Linked DNA regions of Homo sapiens: region 2 is linked to region 1. The links are chromatin contacts, found by Hi-C or POLR2A ChIA-PET in ENCODE. All regions are on one chromosome and are shown on one strand. Each heading gives the region's core, a stretch centred on a gene start or an enhancer-like site at or near the end of the contact. The rest is flanking DNA. Distances are from core to core; before and after follow the strand shown.

Region 1 (7,284 bases), core at 4,689-7,188:
TTCAAATAATCCTTTGAAGCTTATAGTTTAGGAATATTTGCTTATATCGTGGTTAATACACAGAGTGTTCCAAGTTCCAAATGATAAAAAAGACATGTAGTAACATTATTGGACGAAATCTACTCAATAATTTGGAGAAACTTACATTTTCAACATATACTTCCTCTTTTCCAACTCTGTTTTACTTCTCTTTTTAGGTGGCATGCTGCTAAAACAAACATGACAGCTCACCACAGCCAGAACTAGAACAACTATACTACAGATACAGAGCTGTTTTTTATGGCCTTCAATGTATTACTTTGTCAGAGATTCTTTGCATGTCTAAATACAATCTTGCTCACTCTGGAGAACTAGGGAGCTGTGCTGTTCCCTTTATAGAAATGGTGTCACTTTTCCCTGGATAGGTTAAGCTTGCTTCTGTGTTCAGTGATGCTACTTTATTAGAGAGACACCCACTCACTAGATGAGAAAGTCAGACTTGGCAGTCATCAGGGTTTTATCTGAAGTTACTCTTGTAAATGGGAGTTATGTTGGCAAATAGCTGGTCCTCTGATGCAGGGCTTAAAGACAACACAGATTACATTCTTTAACCCAAATTGCACACACATCCCCAAATTCTGTCTGTCCTTTCAGACCAACTGAAGGCCATTTGGACTTCTTACAGCTTTCCCTGACCACTCCAGCCAATAGTTTTTAAACTCACAGCAGTTACTTGTAATACTAATCTGATACAATCATATTCTTTTGTTATCTAAGTAGTTACTGTCATTATAGCATCATTTTAAGGAGCAGCAAGCATTAATTTAATACCCACTTTGAAAGGACTCATGTTTCCCCAATGAGACCATCAGCTCTTCAAGTGCAGAGATCATATTGTAAAAAAAAAAAATTTTTTTTTTCAGATGGAGTCTTCTCTGTCGCCCAGGCTGGAGTGCAATGGCATGATCTTGGCTCACTGCAACCCCCGCCTCCCTGGTTCAAGCAATTCTTCTGCCTCAGCCTCCCGAGTAGCTGAGATTACAGGCGCATACCACCACACCTGGCTAATTTTTGTATTTTTAGTAGAGACAGGGTTTCACCACGTTGGCCAGGCTGGCCTCGAACGCCTGACCTCAAGTGATCCACTTGCTTCGGCCTTCCAAAGTGCTGGGATTACAGGCGTGAGCCACCGTGCCTGGCCGTAAAAAAAATTTTTTTTAAAGAGACGGGTTGGCAAGGCACGGTGGCTCATGCCTGTAATCCCAGCACTTTGGGAGGCCGAGGCGGGCAGATCATCTGAGGTCGGGAGATCGAGACCAGCCTGACCAATGTGGAGAAACCCCATCTCTACTAAAAATACAAAATTAGCCGGGCGTGGTGGTGCATGCCTGTAATCCTAGCTACTCAGGAGGCTGAGGCAGGAGAATTGCTTGAACCCAGGAGGCGGAGGTTGCAGTGAGCAGAGATTGCACCATTGCACTCCAGCCTGGGCAACAAGAGCGAAACTCCATCTCAAAAAAAAAAAAAAAAAGAGACGGGTCTCAGCCTGGCGCGGTGGCTCATGCCTGTAATCCCAGCACTTTGGGAGGCTGAGGCAGGTGGATCACAAGGTCAGGAGACTGAGACCATCCTGGCCAACATGGTGAAACCCCGTCTCTACTAAAAAATACAAAAATTAACTGGGCATGGTGGCATGCACCTGTAGTCCCAGCTACTCGGGAGGCTGAGGCAGGAGAATGGCTTGAACCCGGGAGGTGGAGGTTGCAGTGAGCCGAGATCGCGCCACTGCACTCCAGCCTGGCGACACAGCGAGACTCCATCTCAAAAAAAAAAAAAAAGAGAGACAGGGGTCTCACTATATTGTCTAGGTTGGCCTTGAACTCCTGGGCTCAGTGATCCTCCCGCCTCAGCCTCCCAAGTAGCTTGGACTACAGAGGCATGCCATGGTGTCTAGCTTGTATTGCACATTTTTAAAGACCACATAGTTCCCTTTGAGAGGTGCTAAACAGATACCTTTTAAAACAATTGAATTAAACCCCAAAGAGAACACATCTAAGAGACTGAATTTCCCCTGCCTCAATCTTGCCCCTGCCACTTTTATTTATTTATTTATTTTTTATTTTTTGAGATGGAGTCTCACTCTGTCTCCCAGGATGATCCCAGGTGGCACGATCTGGGCTCACTGCAACCTCTGCCTCTGGGTTCAAGCAATTCTCCCACCTCAGTCTCCTGAGTAGCTGGAATTACAAGCACCCGCCACATGCCTGGTTAATTTTTGTATTTTTTAGTAGAGATTGGGTTTCACCATGTTGGCCAGGGTGGTCTTGAACTCCTGACCTCAGGTGATCCGCCCACCTCAGCCTCCCAAAGAGCTGGGATTATAAGCGTGAGCCACCGCACCGGGCCCACTTTTATTGTATATTATAATGAAAAGATGGATAGCTGTTTGCTCTTTTAAAAATATAGACTTCATAGCCGGGCGTAGTGGCTCATGACTGTAATCCCAGCACTTTGGGAGGCGGAGGCAGGTGGATCACGAGGTCAGCAGTTTGAGACCAGCCTGATCAACATGGTGAAACCCTGTCTCTAGTAAAAATACAAAAAAATTAGCTGCGCCTGGTGGCAGGTGCCTGTAATCCCAGTGACTTGGGAGGCTGAGGCAGGAGAATCACTTGAAACCGGAAGGCGGAGGTTGCAGTGAGCCGAGATTGCGCCACTGCACTCTAGCCTGGTAGACAGAGCAAGACTCCATCTCAAAAAAAATAAAAAATAAAAATAAAAATATAGACTTCACCAGGTATGGTGGCTCCTGCCTGTAATCCCAACACTTTGAGAGGCCAAGGTGGGAGGACTGGTTGAGACCAGGAGTTCAGGAGCAGCCTGGGCAGCATAGTAAGACCCCATCTCTACAAAAAAATTTAAAGATTAGCTAGGCATGGTGGCACTTGTCTTTTGTCCCAGCTACTCGGGAGATTGAGGTGGGAGGATTACTTGAGCCCAGAAGGTCGAAGCTGCAGTAAACTATGATCATGCCAGTGCATTCCAACCTAGGTGATGGAACAAGACCCTGTCTCAGAAAGTACATATAAAATAAAAAATAGCCGGGCGTGGTGGCTCACGCCTATAATCCCAGCACTTTGGGAGGCCGAGGTGGGCGGATCAGGAGGTCAGGAGATTGAGACCATCCTGGCTAACACAGTGAAACCCCGTCTCAACTAAAAAGACAAAAAATTAGCCGGGCGTGGTGGCGGGCGCCTGTAGTCCCAGCTACTGGGGAGGCTGAGGCAGGAGAATGGCGTGAGCCTGGGAGGCAGAGCTTGCAGTAAGCCGAGATCGCGCCACTGCACTCCAGCCTGAGCCACAGAGCGAGACTCCGTCTCAAAAAAATAAAAAATAAAAAAATAGGCAGGGTGCAGTGGCTCATGCCTGTAATCCCAGCACTTTGGGAGGCCGAGGCGGGCGGATCACGAGGTCAGGAGATCGAGACCATCCTGGCTAACACAGTGAAACCCCGTCTCAACTAAAAGGACAAAAAATTAGCCGGGCGTGGTGGCGGGCGCCTGTAGTCCCAGCTACTGGGGAGGCTGAGGCAGGAGAATGGCGTGAGCCCGGGAGGCAGAGCTTGCAGTGAGCAGAGATTGCACCACTGCACTCCAGCCTGGGGCTCCCTCCGTCTCAAAAAAATAAAATAAATAAAAAATATATAGAGAGATTTCAAAGAAAATTTTTACCTCTTTCAGAAAAGTGCTTCTATAAATTAAGATTGCCAGATTCCTAAGTCAAAGACCTAGAGAAATAGATATAGTCTAATTTGTAGAGATAATATATAATATTAACTGAGCAATTACTATGTGCTAAGAACTATTCTAACTAATCACTTTATGGGGCATATATATGGCACATACACATTTGTACATGTTATTTATATCTGTATGACACTTTTTTTCTTTAGTTATCTTATTATTTTACCCAAGAAGGTAAATAACTTGCCCAAGGTCTACAGATCAGACAGACACAAGCCCTAATTGGGGGACAATGTATGGGGTAGCTCTTTGTGTGTTAGAGTTCACACTCAGAGCATGGAGGGCTCTGAGCCAGATTAAATACAATCAGGATGTAAGGTAATGAATGGAAAGACAATAGAGTTCATGGATAATTTCCTTCAATATGTGTGCAAAAGAAATGAATGGTGATTGGAACAATGTTAAAAGTTGACCATGTAGGTGAGTAGTGTCAAAGAAGAATGGCTGCTAAAAATGAGAGCTTTTAGTGGCCAGGCATATGGGGTAAGGGTTAGCCTTAGCTTAAAGGGAAACTACAATCTTTATAGCAGTAAGATAAGAATCTTTTTTTTTTTTTCTTGAGTTGGAGTCTCAATCTGTCGCCCAGGCTGGAGTGCAGTGGCGCAATCTTGGCTCACTGCAACCTCCACCTCCCGGGTTTAAGCTATTCTCCTGCCTCAGCCTCCTGAGTAGCTGGCATTACAGGCACCTGCCACCACGCCCAGCTAATTTTTGTATTTTTAGTAGAGATGGGGTTTCACCATGTTGGTCAGGCTGGTCTCTAACTCCTGACCTCGTGATCCGCCCGCCTCGACCTCCCAAGGTGTTGGGATTATAGGCGTGAGCCACTTCACCTGGCCCATAAGAATCTTTTGTATCTTGCAGTGATACTGACTGATTTGGTCAATTAATTAATAAACCTTTACTGAACAGCTACTATGTTTAAAGTACTGTGCTAAATACATGGAGTTATATACAGAGGCAAAAGATATGGTCCTAATTCCTGCTTAAGGAATCACATATAGGCCAGGCATAGTGGCTCACACTTGTAATCCCGGCACTTTGGGAGGCCGAGGCAGGAGGAATGCTGAACCCAGGAGTTTGAGACCAGCCTGGGCAAGAGTGAGACCCTGTATCTACCTAAAATTTGTGTGTGGAGTTGGTGTGTGGGTATGTGTGTTGTTTTTTTGAGACAGTCTCACTCTGTCGCCCAGGCTGGAGTGCAGTGGCACAACCTCGGCTCATTGCAGTCTCAACCTCTCGGGCACGAGTGATCCTCTCACCTCAGCCTTCCAAGTAGCTGGGACTACAGGCACATGCCACAATGACCAGCTAATTTTTGTATTTTTTGTAGAGACAGAGTTTTGCCATGTGGCCCAGGCTGGTCTCAAATTCCTGAGCTCAAGTGATCCACCAGCCTCAGCTTCCCAAAGTACTACGATTACAGGCCTGAACCAACACATCCAGCCCCCAAAATTTTTTAAAAATTAGCAAGGCGTAGTGGCATGCGACTGTGGTCCCAGCCTCTCAGGAGGCTGAGGTGGGAGGATTGCTTGAGGTTGCAGTGAGCTATGATCACACCACTGCACTCCAGCCTGGGCAACAGAGTGAGAACCTGTCTCAAAAACATTTTTAAATATAATTTGAGATGGGGGTCTTGTTCTGTTGCCCAGGCTAGTCTCAAAATCCTGGCATCAAGCAATCCTCCCACCTTGGCCTCCCAAAGTGCTAGAACTACAGGTGCAAACCACCTTGACTGTCCTAATCTCTATTTTACAGATGACCAAAACCAAATCTCAGAGACAGGAAGTAATTTGCCAAAGTTCTCATAGCATTTGCAGAACAAGGATAGTGAACTCAGACTTTATTGTTACCCTAGGTTCTTATAGAGATATAATTAGTAACGAAAGGTAGTATTTACCAAGTGGCAAATTAATGGCATAGGCAATGCATATTTTTTGCTGTAATATGTTTACAAGTTCAAGGTCTAAATGCTAACTAGAACTTTTCCTGGGGAATTTTCAGGTGCAGAGGGACTTTCCCAGTTGTCTCCTCAACTGCTTTAGCATGAAAACAGAAAATGGTCTCGTCTCTGTGCACCTGTGCCACCTCAATCATACACATCACACGTGCTCTTGATATGTCTAGTTCGGTAGTTCTGAAAGTGTGTGGTCTTCGGACCAGCAGCACCTGGAAACTTGTCAGAAATGCAAATTATCGGGCCCACTGCCTGCCCACTGAATCAGAAACTCCGGGGGTGGAGCCCAGCGATCTGTGTTTTGATAAGCACTCCAGGCGACTCCAGTGTACCTTGGGGTTTCAGAACCCATGGTCTGTCTCATGGCTCTCCAGAGAGTCTGTGAACTCCTGGAAGGCAGAGCCTGTGTCCTTGCAGTTTTTGTTTCCCTAGCATCAAGACTTGAACACAGTGGATATTAATAAATATTTCTAAAACTGAACCACAGGAGTGAATATGGCTCGGCAGAAAACCAACATCCCATTATCCTACTCTTTTCATATGATGATTAATACTTTTAGGTTTACTTTATGTAACGGATTGAATTGTGTCCCCCAAAATTCATGTAAAAGTCCTAACTCCCTAGTACCTCAGAAAATATAACTGTATTTGGAGATAGGGCCTTTAAGAAGTAATTAGGGTAAAATGAGGTCATATGTGTAGACCCTAATGCAATATGACTGGTATCCTTATAAGAAGAGGAGATGAGGCTGGGTGTGGTGGATTATGCCTGTAATCCCAGCACTTTGGGAGGCCAAGACGGGCGGATCACGTGAGGACAGGGGTTCGAGACCAGCCTGGCCAACATGGTAAAAGCCCATCTTTACTAAAAATACAAAAAAATTAGCTGGATGTTGTGGTGGGCACCTATAATCCCAGCTACTTGGGAGGCTGAGGCAGGAGAATCACTTGAACCCAGGAGGCAGAGGTTGCAGTGAGCCGAGATCACACCACTACACTCCAGCCTGGGCGACAGAGCAAGACTCTGTCTAAAAAAAAAAAAAAAAAAAAAAAAAAATTGCTTGAGGCCAGGAGTTCAAGACCATCCTGGGGAACATAGTGAGACCCCGGTCTCTACCAAAAAATAGATATTTTTTAAAATAACCAGGCATGGTGGTATGCACCTGTAGTCCCAGCTACTCAGGAGGCTGAAGTGGGAGGATTGCTTGAGCCTAGGAGTTCGAGAGTGTAGTGAGTCATGATTGTACCACCGCACTCCAGCCTGGGATAGAGTAAGACCCTGTCTCCAACAACAATAACAAAGGGGAAAAAAAAAAAAAAGAAAATACAGGGAGGAGAAGACAGCCATCTGCAGTCAAATGCTCTACCCCTGAGAAGACACCTGTCTACAAGCCCAGGAGAGTGGCTTCAAAAGAAACTGACCCTACAGACATCAGGACCTTGGACTTCTAATCTCCAGAATTGGATCAAAATTTAATTTCTGTTGTTTAAGGCATCCAGATTGTGTAGTCCTTTGTTATGACAGCTCTAGCAGACTAATACACT
Region 2 (6,676 bases), core at 647-3,146, 53 kb before region 1:
GCTGACCTGTCCTGCAGTGGCTTTTGACTGCTGATCCCTCTCTCCTGCCAACAGGTTTCTCTGGTAGCCCCTCTGCCTCCGTCTCCATCCCTCCCCTGCCGCACTGGCCCCTTCTCCTCAGTCTCCTTTGCTGGCCTCTCCTCATCTTCCTGACCTCCAAACACCGGAGTGCCCTTGGCACAGTCCTTGGTCTTGTTCTCTGTCTCACTCACTCCCAGCTCACCTGGTCCAGACCCATCACTAATAAGCCCCATATACATCTTCAGCCTGGACTTCTCCCCTAAACCCTGGCTTTGTTTATGCAGTTGCTTCCTTGATGTGGTAGCCAGCTCTAACATGGTTCCCAGAGATCTCTGCGAACTGATATTCACATTCATCACCTCTTCTTAGATGTGGGCAGGACCCAGTGATCCTCTTCTAGCAAAGAGAACATAGCAAAAGCGATGGGTTGTCCTTTCTAAGGTTAGGTTACAGAAGACGATGACGTCAGTGCTGCCCGCTCTCTGAGGGAAGCTGGCTATCATGTTGAAAGTATCTTTATGGAAAGGCTCACACTGCCAGGAGCAGAGGTCACTAACCAAGAGCCCGTGAGGAACGGAATCCTACCAACAGCCCCATGAGGGAGCTTGGAAGCAGATCCTCCCCTACACAACTCTTTTTTTTTTTTTTAAATACAATATGGGGTCTCCCTATGTTGCCCAGGCTGGTCTTGAACTCCTGGCCTCAGGCTATCCTCCCACCTTGGCTTCCCAGAGTGCTGAGATTATAGGCATGAGCCACCATACCCAGTCAGGATATGTTTTGGGGTGGTTACTGTTGTAGAGACATTTTTGTAGAGATGTGACATGTACTAGTTATCTATTACTGCATAACAAATTACCCCAAAATTAGCAGCTTAAGACAGTACATTTATTCTGTCTTAGTTTCTGCGGTCAGGAGTCCAGACACAGCTCACCTGGTTCTCTGACTCAGATTCTCTCAGGGTCTCACTCAGGATGTCTCTACTTTTATTTGATTTTTAGAGACAGGGTTGCACTCTGTCACCCAGGCTGGAATGCAGTCGTGCAATCATAGCTCACTGGAGCCTTGAACTTCCAGGCTCAAGCGATCCTCCCACCTCAGCCTCCTGAGTAGCTGGGAATACAGGTGTGCCACCGCATCCAACTGATGTAAAAAAATTTTTTTTTTTAATTTTCTTAAAATGTGGGAATGTAGCCGGGCATGGTAGCTCACGCCTGTAATGACAGCACTTTGGGAGGCTGAGGCGGGTGGATCACCTGAGGTCAGGAGTTCAAGACCAGTCTGGCCAACATGGTGAAACCTCCTCTCTACTAAAAATACAAAAATTAACCGGGCATGGTAGCAGGTGCCTGTAATCCCAGTTACTCAGGAGGCTGAGGCAGGAGAATTGCTTGAACCTGGGAGGTGGAGGTTGCAGTGAGCTGAGATCGCGCCACTATACTGCAGCCTGGGCAACAAGAGCAAAACTCCATCTCAAATAAATAAATAAATAAATAAATAAATAAATAAAAATTGGGGAGTGTATCCCAATCCACACTCCTGATTTTCTCCCGTATACCTTGCCCTAACCCCCAGTCTTTGCCACCTCTACCCTTCCATTGCTCAAGTTAAAGACCCAGCAGGCATCCTTAGGTCCTCTCTTTCTCTCAGCCTGAATCTAACTCCTCACCACTCCCCATCAGCCCACCCTTCAATATAGATCCATATCCAACCACTTCATATAACCTCCCCTGCCACCTCCCTGGCCCAGGCCATCACCATCTCTTGCCCAGGCTATTGCAGTAGCAGTTCCTGACTGGCCTCCCCATGCCACTGTGTTCCCTTTACAGTCAGTTCTCCGCCCAGCCACCAGAGGGCTCCTGTTGAAACCTGAGTCAGATCAAGTCCCTCCTCTACTCCGGTCCTCACCTGCCAGGGCTCCCCACCACACTCAGGGTAGAAATCCCAAGTCTTTACCACGGCATGCCAGCTGCTAAATAACCCAGTCCCTTGTCACCCTCTGATCTGCTTTCTAACCATTTTGTTCTCTCCGCCTCCCTCTGCTGCAGCCATGCTGTCTTCCTTTCGTTCACCCTAACACAGACAGCACACTCCAGCCTCGGGGCCTTTGCACTCACTGTGCCTTCCGCCTAGAATATTCTTACTCCAGCTATTCACCAGCTTCCTTTCTTGCTCAGAAGGCATCAGAGAGGCCTTCCCTACCAATGGGTGTGAAACAGCCCCTCCCTACCATCCCATGTGTCTCTTTCCCACTTACTGTGCTACATTTCTTCATAACATGTACTATCACCTGACTTACTCTATACAGTTGCCTCTCCCACCACCCTCCAAAAATGTGGGCACCATATTTACTTCACTGATGTTTTCCCAGCACCTAGTTCAATGCCCAGCATGTAGCAGGTGCTTGATAAAGATTTGTGGAATGAATGGACATAGACTCTCAGTTTTGTTTTTGTTTTGGAGACAGAGTCTCTGTCGCCCAGGCTGAAGTGCAGTGGCACCATTGTGGCTTAGTGCAACCTCCGCCTCCTGAGTTCAAGCGATTCTCCTACCTCATCCACCTGAGTAGCTGGGACTACAGGTGCCCACCACCACTCTGGGCTAATTTTTGTATTTTTAGTAGAGATGGGGTTTCACCAAGTTGGCCAGGCTGGTCTTGAACTCCTGACCTCAGGTGATCTGCCCAAAGTGTTGAGATTACAGGCATGAGTCGCCACGCCCGGCCTATGAGAGGCAAATTATTACTGTTCTTTCAGCCTCCTGTTCCTACTCCTTTCTTCTCTCATTCAATTCTGCAGTCTCTGGTGAAGAATCTAGACACAGGTAGGAAAATACCGACAAAGGATACGATTTCAGCCCCTTATTCCTTTCCTCCTTTCCCAGTCCTGTTCCCTTACACCAACTGCTGCCACTAGAATCACCACCTCATCTCCCAGCTCCATCTCACCAAGTGGAAAACAAGTCTTTCTAACAGTGCAGGTGTCCCCGGGAAGAGCAACACTCTTAAGGGCTGTCACCCACCCCTGACACTTTCAGTCCGTGAAGATCCCCCAGCCTTCCGTCCTACTTTTCTTCATACAGTTTATTACTGTGTTGCAGACCGTGAATTAGGAATTGAGGAATACCTGGGGAAGCAAGACACAGCCCACATTCCAAGGGGCTCCCAGCCTAGCGAGGGGCCAAGCCACTTAGGCTATCTGGACCCAGGACGATAGGTGCTAGAGGAAGCACTGGGGGCCGCAGGAGGGGGCCTTGGAGGTGGAGAGTCAGGGAAGTCTTCCTGGAGGAGAAAACCTTTAAGCCGAGTCCTGGAAGATAGCATGATTTAGCCCTTAGAAAGGAGGGGAAGAAGGCTGGGTGCAGTGGCTCACGCCTGTAATCCTAGCACTTTGGGAAGCTGAGGCGGGAGGATGGCTTGAGCCCAGGTGTTCAAGACCAGCCTGGGCAATACAGTAAGACTTCATCTCTACAAAAAATTTAAAAATTAGGCCGGGCGCGGTGGCTCATGCCAAGCCTGTAATCCCAGCACTTTGAGTTCGGGCAGATCATTTGAGTTCAGGAGTTCGAGACCAACATGGCCAACATGGCAAAACCCCGTCTCTACCAAAAAATACAAAAATTAGCTGGGCGTGGTGCTGGGCGCCTGTAGCCCAGCTACTCGGGAGCCTGAGGCAGGAAAATCGTTGGAACCCGGGAGGGTGCAGTGAGCTGAGATCACTCCACTGCACTCCAGTGTGGGTGACAGGGCAAGACTTTGTCTCAAAAAAATAAAAATAAAAATTAAAATTAGCCAAACATAGTTTGGCTGGTGGTGCGCACCTGTATCCCCACTACTTGGAAGTCTGAAGTGGGCGGATCACTTGAGCCTAGGAGGCAGAGGTTGCATTGAGCCAAGATTGCGCCACTGCACTCCGCCTGGGTGACAGTGAGACCCTGTGTCAAAAAAAAAAAAGAAAAGAAAGAAAAGAAAAAGAAAAAAGAAAGGAGGGAGGAAAAGGAAAGTTGGGAGCCTGAGAAGGTGCAGGTACCCCTGGGATAGCAGATCTGTAAGCTTTTTTCAGTCATTTCCACCTAGGGTGACAGGAGGGGCTGTGTGCAGGGGACGATAGTGTCAAGAGGAAGCAAGCAGGCATGGAACTTCCCCAGATCGAAGAGGGTCTCCGCTTTCCCACGGCCTCGGCTCTTAGGTGTCTAACCACCAAATATTTCTTCAGCAACTTTCCCACCTGGCTGTGGCTGCCTTTAACTCCAAGTCATTTCTAGCAATAGTGTCCCATGGAGAATAAACTTCATTCTCTGTCAGTTTCCCCCCATTGGTTCAGGATGTATCAATGTTTCCATGAGGTTTACTTCTTTTCACCTCACAGCTTTCACTCTCCATTTCCCTGGCCTCCTTTCCCCTAGTCCTCCCCACATGGATTGCTACCTTTCTTCAGTCTTTTTTTTTTTTTTAATTTTTAAAATGTTTTTGCTGTGTCACCCAGGCTGGAGTGCAGTGGCACCAGACTCAAGTGATCCCGCTTCAGCCACCTGATTAGCTGGGACTACAGGCGCATGCCACCACGCCTGGCTAATTTTTGTATTTTTTTGTAGAGACGGGGTTTCGCTATGTTGCCTGGGCTTGTCTTGAACTTCTGGGCTCATGTGATCCTCCGGGCTCTGCCTTCCAAAGTGTTGGGATTACAGGCGTGAACCACTGTGCCTGGCCTCCTCAGTGTCTTCTGACTGTTGGTCTGTACACGTGGACTAAAGCTTTGCTTCCCCCCAGCCCCCACTGCATCCCTCTCTCCACCCACCAAGTGTTTTATGAAGGGCCCTGGGAGCCAGCCCTGGAGGAGGCTGCCTGGAGACAAGGACTGAGCCCCTGACTCCCAGACACACAGGGAAGATGCACAGGGAAGCGCTCCCAGCCTCCCTCCCATGTTGTCCTCTCACCAGCTATTAGTAAAAGAGGGACTCATTTAAATGCTTACTTTTTTCCCCTGAATAAATGATGATTTTATTCCCTAGGAAATAGTTTTTACAAATGCCTCTGATCATATTTTGCTTCATTAACAAGGGATTTTTTGTTTTGTTTTACACCTCTTTTATTATTATTTTTTTAAATTTTATTTTAGGTTCAAGGGCACGTGTGCAGATTTCTTTTCTTTTTCTTTCCATTTTTTTTGAGATGGAGTCTCACTCTGTAGCCCAGGCTGGAGTCCAGGGGTGCGATCTCAGCTCACTGCAACCTCCACCTCCCGGGTTCAAGCGATTCTCCTGCCTCAGCCTCCTGAGTAGCTGGGATTACAGGCACTCACCACCATGCCCGGCTAATTTTTTTATTTTTAGTAGAGAAAGGGTTTCACCATGTTGGCTAGGATGGTCTTGGACTCCTGACCTCAAGTGATCTGCTGGCCTCGGCCTCTCAAAGTGCTGGGATTACAGGTATGAGTCACTGCACCTGGCTGGATTCCACAGTTTTGTGAGCCTCACACTTCTCCAACCTTCCACCCTCTAGTAGGCCCCAATGTCTGCTGTTTCCTTCTTCGTGTCCATATGTACTCAGTGTTCAGCTCCCACTCATAAGGGAGAACATGCAGTATTTCTTTTTTCTGTTCCTGTGTTAGTTCGCTTAGGAAACAAGGGTTTTATGCATGTGTGTTTGGTGTATGATTGTGTGTGTCTGTGCATCTGTGTTGTGCGTGTGAATGTATGCATTTGGGTCTGTGTGTATGTTTGTAATCTGGGTTTGTGCATGTGCGTGTTTGTATTTGTGTCTGTTGTGTCTATGTGTGTATGTTTGGGTATCTGTGTTTGTGTATGTGTATGTGAATATGTGTGTGTATTTGTGTATGTTTGTATGTCTGTGTTTGTGTATGTGAGTATGTGCGTGTATTTGTATATGTTGTGTCTGTGTGTATGTTTGGGTATCTGTGTTTGTGTATGTGAATATGAGTGTGTATTTGTGTATGTTGTGTCTGTGTGTATGTTTGTATGTGTGTGCTTGTGTATGTGTGTATGTGTGTGCTTGTGTATATGTAAAAGACTGAGTTAAATAATTACTAGGTAGCTTCTGTACTGGAAGGGCTTAAAAAGAAATAATTACTTGGTGATTATCAGAAATAACTTTCATATTAAAGATACACAAAACTCAAAATTTTTTTCAGACTTTACATGTTTTTAAAATCTCCTTCTGCCTCTTACCAAGGATACAGAAATGTATCCCGTGAGGGGCATCTTATTTAAAGTGTATGTTTGGTTTCTCCTCCTGACAGCGTGGCACTGACAAGATGTCTTTTATGAATGATGTGATGGAGAATGGATTTGAAGTCAGCCTGCTTCTCAAACAGAGTTTTGGGGGAAATAAAGGATTCTTTTCAGAGGCTTTGGGAGAAAGTACTTGTAAAAGTGTCCCAGTGGCTGGGCACAGTGGCTCATGCCTGTAATTCCAACATTTTGGGGGGCCGAGGCAGGAGGATCACTTGAGCCCAGGAGCTCAAGACCAGCCTGAGCTGGTCACTACAGGGCAACGTGGTGAGACCCTGTCTCTAAAAAAAAAAAAAAGAAACAAGAAAAGAAAAATAAAATTTGCCCAAGCAATTAAGAGTCCTGTTAATTCAGCAAATAAACATTTTACAGCTCCTTTTCAAGGATTTCCCAGCTCCCGGCATCT

The links. A loop is a pair of places that touch in the nucleus more often than their neighbours do. ChIA-PET counts read pairs that join two places held with the same protein, here RNA polymerase II (POLR2A). Pooled maps may share reads with other maps.
Region 2: a pooled map shows a loop between it and region 1 (3-fold over the local background). The contact joins two enhancer-like sites. A Hi-C loop is called at or near these places in 5 of 50 pooled maps. POLR2A ChIA-PET finds 5 or more read pairs at or near these places in 19 of 52 experiments (AG04450, CD8-positive, alpha-beta memory T cell, Caco-2 and 14 more).

Annotation. Positions count from the first base shown.
Region 1 is chr6:37,154,270-37,161,553 of GRCh38, reverse strand. No RefSeq gene overlaps it. Among named protein-coding and RNA genes, the nearest start is that of PIM1, 12 kb to the left of the region's middle. Within about 2 kb of position 5,938, at least 7 of the 41 ENCODE cell types and tissues checked have a DNase peak (open chromatin) inside an H3K27ac peak, as active enhancers do.
Region 2 is chr6:37,203,396-37,210,071 of GRCh38, reverse strand. No RefSeq gene overlaps it. Among named protein-coding and RNA genes, the nearest start is that of PIM1, 37 kb to the right of the region's middle. Within about 2 kb of position 1,896, at least 5 of the 41 ENCODE cell types and tissues checked have a DNase peak (open chromatin) inside an H3K27ac peak, as active enhancers do.